Regions from separate parts of the Homo sapiens genome. Here region 1 is linked to region 2. The links are chromatin loops, found by intact Hi-C in ENCODE. Cell type or tissue: heart left ventricle. All regions are shown on one strand. Links, peaks and the distances in the headings refer to the core of each region. The heading gives the core; the rest is flanking DNA.

The links. A loop is a pair of places that touch in the nucleus more often than their neighbours do. Peaks named below come from ENCODE experiments on the same cell type or tissue, not always from the same donor. Only the 100,000 strongest peaks of a DNase experiment are listed, where the experiment ranks them.
Region 1: a loop joins it to region 2, with 4 times the contacts of the local background. A loop is called at or near these places in 27 of 110 quality-filtered maps.

The regions. Positions count from the first base shown.
Region 1 is chr20:663,965-671,503 of GRCh38, reverse strand. SCRT2 (scratch family transcriptional repressor 2) reads left to right here. Exons shown (of 2, transcript NM_033129.4): 2 at 7,043-7,539. Among named protein-coding and RNA genes, the nearest start is that of SCRT2, 8.1 kb to the left of the region's middle. In heart left ventricle, for the core only: a CTCF peak has its summit at 3,900 (motif pointing right); a DNase peak (open chromatin) is centred at 3,902; H3K27ac peaks cover 677 bases; H3K27me3 peaks cover 1,390 bases.
Region 2 is chr20:351,410-358,948 of GRCh38, reverse strand. NRSN2 (neurensin 2) reads right to left here. Exons shown (of 5, transcript NM_001323682.2): 5 at 4,087-5,739. The coding sequence ends at 5,314. Among named protein-coding and RNA genes, the nearest start is that of NRSN2, 8.1 kb to the right of the region's middle. RefSeq lists a silencer at 2,410-2,704. In heart left ventricle, for the core only: CTCF peaks have their summits at 4,093 and 4,300 (motif pointing left); a DNase peak (open chromatin) is centred at 4,298.

The sequences.
Region 1 (7,539 bases), core at 2,767-5,266, 310 kb before region 2:
GAAGAGCAAGCACAGAGAAGGCTGGGGAGGTGCCCATGGACACACAGCAGACCCATCTGAGTCTTCTCTAACCACCCCTTTCCCTGGTAACTTGGCCTTGGTCCAGGTCCAAGGTCCAGGTTAAAGACATGTCAGAGGCCCAGGTTCAAAGTCTAGGTCAAGGTCCAACATTCAGTCCAACATCCAAGTACAGATCTGAGGTCCAAGTCCAATGCCTACGTCAAACTTCAGGTATAGGACCAGGTCCAAGGACTAGGTCCAAGGTCAGTGTCTGAGGTTATAGGTCCAGGTCTGCTATCCAGGACAAATCCATGTCCAATTTCAAATTTCAATACCTATGAACAGGTCCAGGGCAAAGTGCTGGGTCCAGAATCAAGATTCAGGCCCAGTTTCCAGTCCAAGGTCATTGTCCAGATCCGCTCTCAAGGCTGGGCTGAGTTCAAGTCTTAGACTCACCATTAGCCTTCTGTGTGGCCTTGGCCTAGTCTCCCCTCTCCTCCCAGCCTCTGTTTTCCTTTCATAATATCAAACGGTTGAATATGATCTCTTTCAGCTTTGACCTTCTAGGGACCCAGAAATCTAATATTCCTGTGAATTAACAGGGCTCAGTGGAAGTGTGGAATGATGAGGCCCATGTGAGATATGGAATCTGGGAACCCCTGATTTCCTCTAAAGCCTGGGGTTACGAGAGGGACGTGAGGGTCCTGAGCTGAGCTTCCACACTTTAGATAGTCTCAGTCTTTGATTGCTGAAGGAGGGCCAGAGAGTACACCAAGTCCCTTATGTCAGTACAGCAATCTACACATCCCAAAGGCACTCTCTGGCCACACAAATCCACAGTGGGCAAAGGGCAGCGGGGGGCAGGGGAGGATTCACTCCAACCTACAGAGGCAAAACTGAGGTCACAGAGAGGCCGTGACTTGCCCAAAGTCACAAGAGCATAAACGGTGCACCCTGTCACACCTCCCTAGTGGGTGCTACATCCACAGGTTTTAGGGGCCCCCACAGCCTGGAGGCCCTCTGCCGGGAGAGATGGGGTCCCTCGGGCCTCTTGGTCTCTTTCCCAGCTGTGGACTCCCCTGAAGTGAAGCGTCTACTGCCAGGCCAGCCTTTGGATAGGGAGGGGTTTGGAATGGGCCCTCTGAGTGCACCCTTCTAGAGAGAGAGGCGGCAGAGCAGAAAGTAGGAGGCCGGGGGAAGAGGTGGAGCACTGCACAACACACCCAGTCTCCGGAACGAGGCCCAGAAAGGGCCCACTGGAGATCCCCCCCGAGGGAGCAGGAGGCAACTCTACGAACCCAGGCTGGGCAAATGAAGACCCTGAGCCACTCACTCTCATCTCCATACCCCCCTGAAAAATCTTTCCTATTGATTCCTGCAGAGCTCTGGACCTCCCTGTAGGCCACAGGAATTGGGTCACAGTCAGGAAAGACCAGAATGTGGGGAATTCCAAGAGATGGGGGTGGTGGGGAAAAGCCTTGAAATTCTCTCAAAGTTCCTTGGGCCTGGGTCAGTGGGCATCAGCCCCAAGCCATGCAGCGTTGGTCATGTTGGGCCAGACCTCACTCTGTCCCCTGCTCATTTGGGCACAGGGACCTCCTCCCCGTGGGCAGATGTACCAGCTGCCAGGCCTTTGGAGGAGGTGGGTGTCATTTCTGGTCCAGTGCCCAGGGAACCGCTAACAAAGATGCTATAATAAGGGGAGGGGGAGGTACCCAGCCCCTTTGCCCAGCTCTGTGAGCAGACAGGAGAAACTATTTTTATCCCGCTTTGCTGCTGACAGACCTGGCTTTCTGCTCAGCTGGCTGGAGCTGATTCTCGAGGCCCGAGGCCCTGGCACAGCAAGAAGCAGCTCTAAATATACCCATACAGCAGCTCCTCCAGCCCCTACCACCCAGCAGGGCCCAGCCCTCCTCAGGAAAGTGGGCCGCCGGGGAAGCTGGCCCCCCACCAGGCCCCTGTCTTTTTCTGCCCATTTTAGGACAGAGAGGTGAGGCTGAGGCTAGGAATTCCCTGGAGAAAGTTTGGCACCTTGGGAGTCTGGGAGAGACTGGGGAAAGGAGTCCTGGACTGAAAAAAAGGAAAGAAAAGGAGGCCAACCCAGCTCTGATGAGAACTTGTTTTGTGACCTGAGGTGGGTCAAGGCCTTTGTCTGGGCTTCAGCTTCTGCAGAACAAGGGCATGGAGGGAAGTGACCTTAGACATGAGCTAATGTGCACAAAGCATTTAGCAGGATGCCTTGCACCAAGTAAGTGCTCAGTAAGTGATAGGCATTACTGTTATTAAGTATGATTTACAAATACTTACAAGAGGCTGAAGCATTTTCCACAACAGCTTCTCCATGCCCCCACCACCCCGTGCCCCCACCCACCCCACCACAGGCTAACTAGGGAGTGTTTGAGGAAACGCACCACCCCTTCCCCTACCAATTGAAGATCTCTTCCCCAGCAAGTCTCCATGCCCTCTCTGGTGTTTTGGAAAAAACACAGGCCTTGGAGGGTTTCAAACCTGCCGCCTCCCTCTCAGTGACCTTGGGCAAATCCTCTCCCCTCTCTGGGCCTCTGGGCACAGGGCAATGTCTGGCTCACAGGGAGGCTGGTGCTAGTTGGAAGCACCAGCAGTAGCAGTAGCAGTATTTGTTACACATCCCCCTCCATCCCCGCAGGGGGTCAGGCAGCTAAATGAGACAGTGTCTGCAGAGGGCCCAGCACCTTAGTTCTCATAAATTTCCCTTTCACCACTCCTTTGAGTACCGATTTTTAAAAAGACAGATTCTGGACCTTCAGTCTAAAATATCAAGACTCTTGGGCAGGGAAAACCAAAGTCATTTCCAGGTGACATGTGCACATCTCCAAAGTATTTCTGGGCCCTCCCCATATCCCTACATGACAGGGGTGCCTCTGGTCCACATTCCTCAAATGGAGGATTTGAGCCCAGATAAGTTATGCGACTTACCCAAGGTCACATGGCTACGGCCTGAATTCAAGGGCTAGGATGAGAGATCTCACCTGAGATTCTCTTTTCTCTGAATCCCAGCTCATCCCTATCTCTGTGGGAACCCAAACAAGAGTCCTGTCTCACCCTGTCAGTTGCAGGATAGGTATCTCAGCCTTCTATAGTCACTCTTAGGGCAGAGGAAGGTACCTGTCTGGGTTCCATGCATTAGGTTAAAGTATGGCTTTTAGTGTCCTAAAGGAGTCTCCAGGGTTGAGGCTCAGAGAGGTGAGGTGGTTTGCTCAAGGTCACACAGCAGCCTAAGACACCCATGTGTATCTCCTACTCTCTGGCAGATTAGAAGGATATATCACCAGGAAACACAGGAATACTACCAGTAACAATAATAACAGCTCAAGAGGGCAGCTATTATGTGTCAGGCATTGTCCTAAGCACTTTACATGCATTCATTTATTCAGCCTTATTATGAACTCCCTTATACAGGTGTGGCAGAAAGATGTTAAGTAACTTGCCCAAGGTTGCCTAGGGAGATGTCTGTGAATCTGAGGAAAACGGGGTGGAATTGGAGGAGCTGGGAGTGGAGGGGACAAAGAGCATCATGGAGGGACTGATTCAGCCATGATGCAGAAAGGGTCTTTAGACCATTCCAGTCCATCTTTGTCATGTATAGATTCCGCCCAGAAAGGTTAAGCAACCTGGCCACAGTCACAAAGCAAGTTAGAACCACCTCCTCCTAACATGACCACACAAACTCTCACAGGATGCTCTCAACCCATGCCAAAATCCACTGACTGGGTGTCTGGTCTGGGCTCACAATTCCTATCCTGAAGACACTTCTGCAGCCCTCCCTAGGCAAATGAGCAGCCTTTGTTGAAGGCACCCCTATTTCTTCATAAAGAGCCCCTTGCAACAGGAGGAAAGTCAACAGCGCTGAGGGCCACCAGCAGAGGGCGCCATGGGCAGAGCACCTCATGGAGAACGCTCTGGTTCACTGATGGAGCTCCTACTATGCACCAGATATTTTCCCATCAGAACGTGAAATAGAAATTACACATCCCGGGTGAGGAAACAGAGGCCCAGAGAGGAGCAGCACGATGTGTTGGGGCAGATGCCAAGAAAGCTGCAGCACAGAAACCCATCTGGGGAGATTGTTATTATTGTTCATAATAACAGCCAACATGCGTGGTGGATTTAAAATGTGCCAGCCACTGAGCTGGAATCCTGGCTCTAACTTATCAGCTGCACAATCTTAGGCTTGTTACTTAGCTTCCTTGTGCCTTGGTTTCCTCTTCTATAAAAGGGTACCTACCACCTTGTGTGTCATGGGGGTAGAATGCTTTCATGTGTGGAAAGCCCTTGTAAGAGTGCCTGACACAGGAGTGCTCTGAGAGTGCTGGTTATCATTTGTTTATATACTGTTTACTGGCAGACCCCTTACTGAAACGGTAGAGTCACACAGAGGCCAAATCGTTTGGCCAAGGTCACACTGCTGGGAATGGTAGAGCCAAAACAATCCAGGCCGTCTGGCACCAAAGTTTTACTCTTATCCAATATGTCATCCTTTAATAATAGAACTCAAAGCACTGGTTACGTGATCAGTCACCCCTCCAGATAAATCCCATTTTAAAAAAAAAGGACCTGAAGCACAACCCACCCAAAGGCACTCAGCTGGAATCTGTGTTGGAGAACCAAACCACCCTTCCCCTTCCATGGCCCCAGACACATGAGATGCAGACCTGCCCTGAGACCAGGTGAACAGGACTGTCTATACCAGGTCCTGCTAGGCTGGGGAGTGAGGCTGGCCTCGCAAATCATCATCACTCATTCCACAAATACTTATTAAGTGCCCACTAGCTAGGGCCCTGGGAATGGGAGGTGAACAGCTCAGCCACAGCCCCCTCCTGGAGGACCTCCCAGTATGTGGGAAACCAAGGGGGCAGTGGATTCCAATCCTTGCTCCACCCCTGGAGCAAGTGCCATCACCACACTGTCCCTCAGTTTCCTTATCTGTGATGAGAGTAGTTTTGTGATGATTCAGTGAGATGATGGGAGCGAAGCACTTAGCACAGAGCCTGGTGCACACAGTAAGTGCTCAGTGAATATTAGCTATTATTATCATCACCAGGAATTACAACGTGAGGAAATACAGAAGGAGAAGGAGGGGGGTCTGGGAGTGCCTGACGGGTATTTAACTCAGTCTGAAACAACACTCCTGAATGTTCTGGGACCTGAGTACCAGGCCTGGTTCCCGGAGTGGGAAGCAGGGGGACCTCCAGACCACAGGCAGATGGGACGGGAGACATAGGGTGCGGAGAGGCTGGGCATCTCCTCTCCCCAGATTAAAAAATTGCCACTATCACTATCCCCCTTTACATCCAACCACAGAGCCCCCCGCTTCCGAGTCATCCACTTCCATAATCCACAATGACTTCTGTGTGCAGAGGGCCCTGTGCTGGCTGCTGAAGGGACAGAGGTAAAAATAAGGGCACACCCTTGCCTTCAGGGGCACACAGACTTCACCCTGTGTCCATCCCAAACTCCAGATGAGAGGCAAAGGCCTGGAGGCTGAATCAGCCAGGCTGTGTGGGAAACGAAAGCTGACCAGAGTACCCAGCTAAAAGTCTGAACATCTTGAACCCTGTTTCCCCTTACAAAACCCTCCTCCACCTGCTCACTTCAGTGAAGGAGGCTAGGGGAGGAGGGAAGGAGGAGTGGTTACAGGTCTCAGGGGTCACCAGGAGAAGGTCAAATCCCACTCCCCAGGTGGGAAACCTCCCAAACGGACCTAACCTTCATTGTTCTGTGGAATCACAGAACAATGGAATCACTTGCCCATCAAGTGCCAGGATGAAAAGTTTGTCTGCCAGAAACTCTCCAGGGAGCCCAGCCCCCAGGGTCTCAGGGAAGGTGCTAGGACCAGCCTAGGCCATGGGAGGCAGAGGCAAATCAGAATGGCCCCTGCCCATGAGAATCCCCTACGGAATCCCCAGGGAGACCCCAGCCTGCCCACCCACCAATCACTCAAACCCTTGGCAGACAGGATTCCTGGTCCAACTCCAGCTAAGTGGGAGGAGGAGGGGGAGGGGAATTCTCACTGCGGACTTCCGACGACTTCTAGAGCAGGCTTGGGAGCAGGTGCGAGGAAGTCCCCTTTCTGTAGCACCTATTACATGCCACACACTTGACCCCTGTTAAATGCTTCAGCAACCCTGGCAGGTGGGTCTAACTGGATTGTGATTCCTTCATGCAACATCTATTCATCGCACACCTACTTTGAGCCAGGCATGTGCTGGGCACACAGATCCAACCATGGGGAGCTCACAGTGTGGTGGGGGAGGAAACTATCTCCAAGCAAGTAAAAAGCATAATTATAATAGCTAACATTTATATAGCAATTACTGTATGCTCCCCCACCTTTGTTCATTTCCTTACACATCAAATGGGGATTACAATAGTGCCGACTTCCTTGGGTCTGTGACGATTAGAGTTAACATGCGTAAAGCACCGAGGCAGAGTCTGGCAAACAGTAAGAGCTTAACACACGCTTATTATCGTCACTTTACTCAGTCCTTCCAACGACCCTGGAAGGAGGTGTCCAATCACAAGCTCCATTTTGCAGATGAGAAAACTGAGATCCAGAGAAGTTACAGGGCTGCAACGGCAGCATGTTGTTGGAATAGAGACAGCATGGGCTTCAGGGTCACACTGGCAAGGGCTCCATCACTTCCTGACTGTAAGGTTAGACTGCTGCATCTCTCTGCGCCTCAGTTTCTCTACCTGTAGCGTGGGTATTATAAGACCATCACTCCGCGGTTGTGAGCACTGGATAGTGAAGGTACGCTCTGTACAACCGTGCTGGCCCCATGCTCCGTGGGTTGGGGTGGCGGCTATTTGCACTGCCGTCGATGGAGGAAGGAATTGAACCCAGGCTGCCTGACAGGAAGAGCTGAGGTGCAGGTCGGAGACCACCACTGTCGGAGCTGCCACAGGGGCGCCAAGCTGGAAGGCGCAAAGGGTGACGCGCTCAAAGCGGGAAACCCTCTTCGGCGCCTCCTCTCACCGCCCCTCCACTTCTCGCCCCCTCCAGGGTACGCCCCGCACCGCCTGCCCCCGAGCAGCTACGATGCGGACCAGAAGCCGGGCCTGGAGCTGGCCCCGGCCGAGCCCGCGTACCCGCCGGCGGCGCCGGAGGAGTACAGCGACCCCGAAAGCCCGCAGTCGAGCCTGTCGGCGCGCTACTTCCGAGGGGAGGCGGCAGTGACCGACAGCTACTCCATGGACGCCTTCTTCATCTCGGACGGGCGCTCGCGGCGGCGGCGGGGCGGGGGCGGCGGGGACGCGGGGGGCTCGGGAGACGCGGGGGGCGCCGGGGGGCGCGCGGGGCGCGCGGGGGCGCAGGCGGGCGGCGGGCACCGGCACGCGTGCGCCGAGTGCGGCAAGACCTACGCCACGTCGTCGAACCTGAGCCGCCACAAGCAGACGCACCGCAGCCTGGACAGCCAGCTGGCGCGCAAATGCCCGACGTGCGGCAAGGCCTACGTGTCCATGCCCGCGCTCGCCATGCACCTGCTCACGCACAACCTG
Region 2 (7,539 bases), core at 2,992-5,491:
CCGGTGTTCTAATGATGATTTTTCAATTTCTCTCAATCCTTCTACATTTACTAATTGGAATTCTTCTGTAAGAAGACTTGTCCTGGCTGGGCACGGTGGCTCACACCTCTAATCCCAGCACTTTGGGAGGCCGAGGCCAGGAGTTGGGAGTTCAAGACCAGCCTGACCAACATGGAGAAACCCCGTCTCTACCTAAAATACAAAATTAGCCAGGTGTGGTGGCGCATGACTATAATCCCAGCCACTCGGGAGGCTGAAGCAGAATTGCTTGAACCCAGGAGGCGGAGGTTGCCGTGAGCCGAGATCACACCATTGCACTCCAGCCTGGGCAACAAGAGTGAAATTCCATCTCAAAAAAAAAAAAAAAAAGAAAAGAAAAGAAAAGAAAAGAAAAAAGACTTGTCCTTCCCCCCAATTTTTTTTTTAAGAGAGACAGGGTTTTGCTTTGTTACTCAGTATTCAGGCTAAAGTGCAGTGGTGTGATCCTCCTGCCTCAGCCTCCCAAATATTAATAGCTGAGACTACAGGCGTGTGCCACCATGCCCAGCTAATTTTTAATTTTTTGTAGAGATGGGGCCTTGCTATGTTGCCCTATGTTGCCCAGGTTGGTCTTGAACTCCTGGCCTCAAGTGATCCTCCTGCGTTGGCCTCCCAAAGTACTGGGATGACAGGCGTGAGCCACTGCACTCAGCCTTACCGTATTTTATTAATAGTCCCCTACCATGAGCATTTAGGTTGTTTCCAAATGCTTTAATTACAAATAATACTATAGTGTTCCAACATGTAGAGTTGAATCTATAGATCCACCTGCATAAGAGGGAGAAATCAAAGGGCATGTGTATTTTCTATTTTGATATTGTCAAACTGCCTGCACCATTTATACTCTGTGTTAGCTTCCTTTTATTTTTTTGAGATGGAGTTTCGCTCTGTCGCCCAAGCTGGAATGCAATGGCGCGATCTTGGCTCACTGCAACCTCCACCTCCCGAGTTCAAGTGATTGTCATGCCTCAGCCTCTCAAGTAGCTGGGATTACAGACACGTGCCACCATGCCTGGGTAATTTTTGTATTTTCAGTAGAGATAGGGTTTCACCATGTTGCCCAGGCTGGTCTCCAACTCCTGACCTCAGGTGATCTGCCCACGTTGGCCTCCCAAAGTGCTGGGATTACAGGTGTGAGCCACTCCACCTGGCCGGCATGGTTGCATTTTTTTGTTTTTTGTTTTTCCTGTTTTTGAGATGGGGTTTCGCTCTTGTTGCCCAGGCTGGAGTGCAATGGTGCGATCTCAGCTCACCACAATCTCCGCCTCCCAGGTTCAAGTGATTCTCCTGCCTCAGCCTCCCGAGTAGCTGGGATTACAGGCATGTGCCACCATGCCTGGGTGATTTTGTATTTTTAGTAGAGACGGGGTTTCTCCATGTTGGTCAGGCTGGTCTCGAACTCCCAACCTTAGGAGATCCACCTGCTTCGGCCTCCCAAAGTGCTGGGATTACTGGCTTGAGCCACTGCGCCTGGCCTGGTTGCAATTCTAATAGGCTGCTCAGGGAAGGCCTTGCTGAGAAGGTGATGTTTGAGCAACGACTTGAAGGAACTGCCCATGTCGTCAACTGGGGAGGAGTACCCCAGCAGAGGGAACAGTGAGGCAAAGGCCCTGAGTCAGGATCCTGGCTGGAGAGGACACAGGAACCTGGAGAGTGGTGGGAGTTGGGGTTACAGAGGAAAGTGCGGGGGGAGTGGAAATCAGCAAATTGTGTAGGGCCTTGGAGGCCACAGGGAGGGTTTTGGCTACTCTGAGTTAGGTGGGAGCCATGGGAAGGTTTGGAGCGGAGGAGGAACATGACCTAGTTTATGTTCTAACAAGATCTGTCTGGCTACTGTGTAGTAATTAGACTTGGGGAGTCAAGGCGTGGAGTAGGGTGGGGTTCAAAACTCAGAAGCCAGGAGACCGGGGGAAGCTGGTGCAATGATCCAGATCGAGGCGCTGGTCGCTGGTGGTTCAGACCATGGAATCAGCCACGGGGATGTCGAGGTGTAGTTGGGTACAGGATATATTTCCAAGGTTGAGTTGACAGGACTTGCTGATGGATTGGATACAGGGTGTGAGGAAAGAGAGGAGGTTTTGGCTGGAGCAGCCAGAAGAATGGGGACGCTACTCTCTAAGACGTGGGCAGCATAGTAGAGGCAGGTTTGGTCAGGGAGGGGTGGTAACAAGGAGAACAGTTTGAGATAGTTGAGTTTAAATTCAACATCCAGGTGAATGCAGATGGGAACGCAAGCCTGGAGTTTAGGAAAAACTAGGTTTGAGAATAATAGCCGCCACCTCAGAGGTTGTCGTCCTGGTTAAATGAATTCCCGAATTCTGTAAGGCACTAAGAACAAGGCCCAGCCCCTGGTGAGTGCCAAAAGGGGTTAATTACTCTTCCAGGCCTGGAAAAGATCTTACCTTTGGCTTCAGCCCCCTCTCCCACACCCTGGCCCTCACATTCCTTTCAGAACTAGAGGAAGTGTGTTCTCAAGGTGGCTGAGAAATCTCCTTCCCACCCAAAGACAGGAGCTCCACACTCAGGCAATAGGCCAATCAGGCTAAGCACTTTTTTTTTTTTTTTTTGAGACAGAGGCTTGCTCTGTTGCCCAGGCTGGAGTGCAATGGTGTGAACTTGGTTCACTGCAACCTCCACCACCCGGGTTCAAGCAATTCTCCTGCCTCAGTCTCCCGAGTAGCTGGGATTACAGGCATGCACCACCATGCTCAGCTAATTTTTGTATTTTTAGTAGTTATGGGGTTTTACCATGTTGGCCAGGCTGGTCTTGAACTCCTGACCTCAGGTGATCCACCCACCTCGGCCTCCCAAAGTCCTGGGATTACAGGCGTGAGCCACCTCGCCTGGCCCAGCCACCCCTCCAGGCCCTAGGCTGAGCATTTAAATCCACTGCAGGACTTGGGTGGAGCTGGAGGCCATTATCCTAAGTGAAGTAACTCAGGAACGGAAATCCAGATACGGTAGGTTCTCACTTATATAAGCGGAAGCTAAGCTATGAGGATGCATAGGCATACAGAGTGATATAACGAACTTTGGGGACTGAGTCCAGGGAGGTTGGGAGGGGATGAGGGATAAAAAACTGCGTATTGGGTACAGTATACACTGCTCAGGTGATAGGTGTACTAAAATCTCAGAATCACTATAGAACTAATTCATGTAACCAAAACCCACTTTGACCCCAAAGGCTACTGAAATAAAAAGAATTAAAAATAGGCCGGGCGCGGTGGCTCACGCCTGTAATCCCAGCACTTTGGGAGGCCGAGGCGGGCGGATCACGAGGTCAGGAGATTTGAGACCATGCTGGCTAACATGGTGAAACTCTGTCTCTACTAAAAATACAAAAAATTAGCTGGGTGTGTTGGCAGGCACCTGTAGTCCCAGCTACTCATAGTCCCAGCTACTTGGGAGGCTGAGGCAGGAGACTGGCATGAACCCGGGAGGCGGAGCTTGCAGTGAGCTGAGCTCGTGCCACTGCACTCCAGCCTGGGTGACAGAGCCAGACTCCGTCTCGAAAAAAATAAAAAAGAATTAAAAATAAAAATAAAAAATAAATCACTCACCTCTCTGATCATCAGTTACCGCATCTGTAAAATGAAGACAATAAGTCTGGGTAAGGTGGCTCACCCGGTAATCCCAGCACTTTGGGAGGCCGAGGCAGGCGGATCATTTGAGGTCAGGAGTTCAAGACCAGCCTGGCCAACATGGTAAAACCCCGTCTCCACTATAAATACAAAAATTAGCCAGGCGTGGTGGCGTGCACCTGTAATATCAGCTACTTGGGAGGCTGAGGCAGGAGAATTGGTTGAACCCAGGAGGCAGAGGTTGCAGTGAGCCAAGATCGCCCCACTGCATTCCAGCCTGGGCGACAGAGCGAGACAACATCTTAAAAAAAAAAAAAAGAAGACAATAATTCCTTTCTCAACAGGTTATCCTGAGGAGCGAATGAGAAATAATGGGTCGTGCCCAGCACACAGTAGGTGCTCCTGAGTCTGTGTCTTTCTCCTCCCCACGCCCCAGTGGCCAGGGAGAAAGGAAACAAAGTCAGTATCCATCCCAGCTGTTTATTGAAAGGGAAGGTGGGATGGAAGGGGTGCAGGATGAGGAGGGGGCGTGAGGCACAAGGACAGTAGGGTGTGCCCTGGTGGGGGCCGCCTGAGGATCCCCTAGGAGGCCCTTCAGGCTGGTGGAGACTGAAGGTAAGGGTTAGGGAGGGGAGGGGCGAGAGCCTTGAGCGCTGCTCTCCAGCTGCATCAGAGCTCCCTCTAGTGGTACAGAAGAGAGATGACGCCTCCGGCTGGGGAGGGAGGGGCTGGCGCCTCTGAGAGAGCCCATTTATTATCAGGGTCACGGCCAAGACCGTGGGCTTGGTTTCTAGGTAGGTGGACTTTGAGGGGCAAAGACAACCCACTTTTCCTGCCCCCTACCCCCGGCTCTTAGAGACCATTTAAATCCATATCCAAAGTATATCCAGAGCCACCTGGGACCATCAGGCCTCTGGCTAGTCTTTCTGGGCCAAACCTGTCCTCCACCCTGAGGACCCTCAGGGAACCAGGAAGGTGAGGGGCTGGCTCCGCCCCACCTGTAGCACAAGAGCTGGCCCAGGAGGAGGCTGAAGATGTGTTTCTAGTTCCTGCATGCTGCTTTGTTGTGTGACCTCGGACATGTCACCTCCAGCCTTCTTCACCCACCTCACCTATCAACTAGGGCTAGTAATTGCCTGTGGTGGGTGGGCTGGGGGGCTCTGATGCCAAAATGCAGGTAGAAGACACACTGTGAGAGGCAAACGTCTTCACTCATCCTGCAGGGAAAGGCCAAGTGAGCATCTGGGACCCATTCGAGCTGAATGACCCCCACCCCTTCATCTGTGTCTATGGAGGGCAGTGCGTGTCCTCATCCTGGCGAGAAGAGGAATCTGATCCAAAGCCCTCATGGCAGAGAGGCAGGAGCTGATGGCTTGAAAGGGCAAGGGTTTGCCCAAGGTCATGCAGAGGAAGGAGTGGGGACGGGTTGAAGGAGATGTTTTCTGCCCCTGAGGGCCTTGGGAAGAGGGTGTGGGTAGGAAGTTTTGGGAGGACTTGAGGAATGCTGGTATCTTGGAAGAGTTGGGGCCCCACTCCTGGGGAGGGAGCACTGGGATTTGAGCTCCAGATTTGACCTGGAGTTGGGCTCTAAAGGGACCCTGCTAAAAGGGAGAAGTTGGGGAAACACTGAGAGGGGGTTATGGTGAGAAGGGGGGAAGGATCCAGGACCCACATCTTAGGCCATGTGGGCAGCTCAGGAGTCCCTCTTGGGCTGGATAGTCTGCACAGAAGATTGCCCAAAGGGGCTGGCGGGTGGCGAGAACCATGACTGGCCACTGGCATTGCGGAAAATGGGTGACAACTGCTGCTCTGGCTCATCCCCGAAGACCTCCACGTGGCTGTCGGCTTCGGGGTCCAAGGGCTCTGCCTTGGTGTCCTGGCTCAGCCAGCCTATCATGGCCCAGAAGAGGCAGATGGCGAGCAGAACTCCAGCTGCCACACAGAGCGCTGTGCCTGCCAGGCGACAGGTGCCCAGGGCCTGGTTGTAGTCGGCTGCCCGCTGATCCAACACCAGGAACTCACCCTCACCGATGCCCTCCAGCTTGGGGGGCACTGCATAGCCAGTGGTCAGAGCCGCCACACCCAGCAGCAGAAGCAGGGTCCCCGAGGACAGGCTGATCTAGGGAGAAGCAGACAGACCAGGAAGCAGTCAGGGTCAGCCAGGGGCCCCTGGCCAAGGGATCACCTTGGATCCTCACCAGACTTAAGGGTAACCCCTTGATCCATCCTCAGGAGATGGGAATCACAGAACACACTTGCTGGGGTCTAACTGACAGGAGGCATAAACTGTCATGTTTTATTTGGAATCCTGAGGCCTCTTAATTTCCTTCCCAGCTCCCACCTAGCAGTGGGTTTCTCCGGCCAACCCTGTGTTTCCCTCCATCCCAACTCATCTCTTTATCCTTTCTACCTTCCTGTCTCTGTTGGGTTAACTCCTATGCACCATCAGATCTCATCTCAAACCTCACCTCCTCAGGGAGAAGACCCCTGGACTGAGTCAGGTCTCTTGCTTTACTCTGGGCAAACTGTGCCCATTCATTCTTCAATACACTTACCATTGTGCACACTTGGACATGTATTTTGGTTGCTATGTAAGTGACGTCTGCCTCTCCCGCAGTACTGAGAGCTCCATGAGAGCAGACTGTGCCTGTTTTGGCTCACTAGGAGTCTTCTGTGCCTAGCACGTGCCGGCACAGAGCAAAGGCTGAATAAATGTTTGCTGAATGATTAAATAAACCACAGCTAAAAGAGTTCCTCGAAGACAGGGACCTCATGTCTTAAATTCTGTGTTCCCAAGAGCCTAGCACAGTGCCTCGCAATAAGAAGATGCTTAAAAATTTTAAATACACACTAACCTTTCCTTGGAAGTCTTCCTTGATCATTTCCTCTCCTGGTGTTCCCTACAGACCTGACCTGAAGTTATGTAAGTTGGCCTCTCTGCAGAGGTTGGCACCTTACCTCCTCACTAGAGTGAAGTCCTTTGAAAGCAAAAGAAGGGACCCTCTGCCTCAGTCTCCCGAGAATATTTAGCAAAGAGCTATGCCCATAGCAGGCACTCAGCTCATTGCCACCTCTACACCTTGACCCATTGGTGCACCCTGGCCGACTAGTCTCCTTGGCTGTTAAAGACATCAATTCTTCACATTTTTTCTCTGCCCTGGCAAGGTACTCCAGTCTACCATTGAGAAACCACAGTAAGATTTAAGTGAGATGAACCTCACTTCCTGCCAGTCAGCATAGTCCATCTCTTAACCATAGTAATTAGTTCAAGGCTGGCAAGTGACCCAATGAGAGCCAACACAATGCTTGTCAGGACTTCTGGGAATTAAAAGCATTGTTTCTTATAAATGATTTTTAAATTTCTGAATCTTTTACCTCTCCATATAAACTACAAGTGTGCAAAGTGGTAAGTGTATTGAAGAATGAATGGGCACAGAGTTTGCCCAGAGTAAAGCAAGGGACCCGACTCAGTCCAGGGATCTCCTCCCTGAGGAGGTGACATTTTGACGTCCACAAAATAACGTGCTGGGGTTTTGATTGGCATTGCATTGAATCAAAGATCAGGTTGGGAAGAACTAACATCTTGACTATTCCAATCCACGAATATGAACTATTTCTCCATTTATTTAGTTATTTGATATCTTTTGAGTTTTGTAGTTCTTCTCATATTACAGATATTTTGTTAGATTTACACCTAAGTATTTCTCTCTTCTTTGGTGCTAAGGTAAATGGTAACATGTTTTTAATATCTTACTATTTTGCTTTCTCTCTTCCTTTCTTCTCTCTTTTCTTTTCTTGACAGAGTCTCACTCTGTTGCCCAGGCTGGAGTGCAGTGGCACAATCATGGCTCACTGCAGCTTCAACCTCCTGGGCTCAAACGATCCTCCTGGCTCAGCCTCTTGAGTAGTAGGCATCACA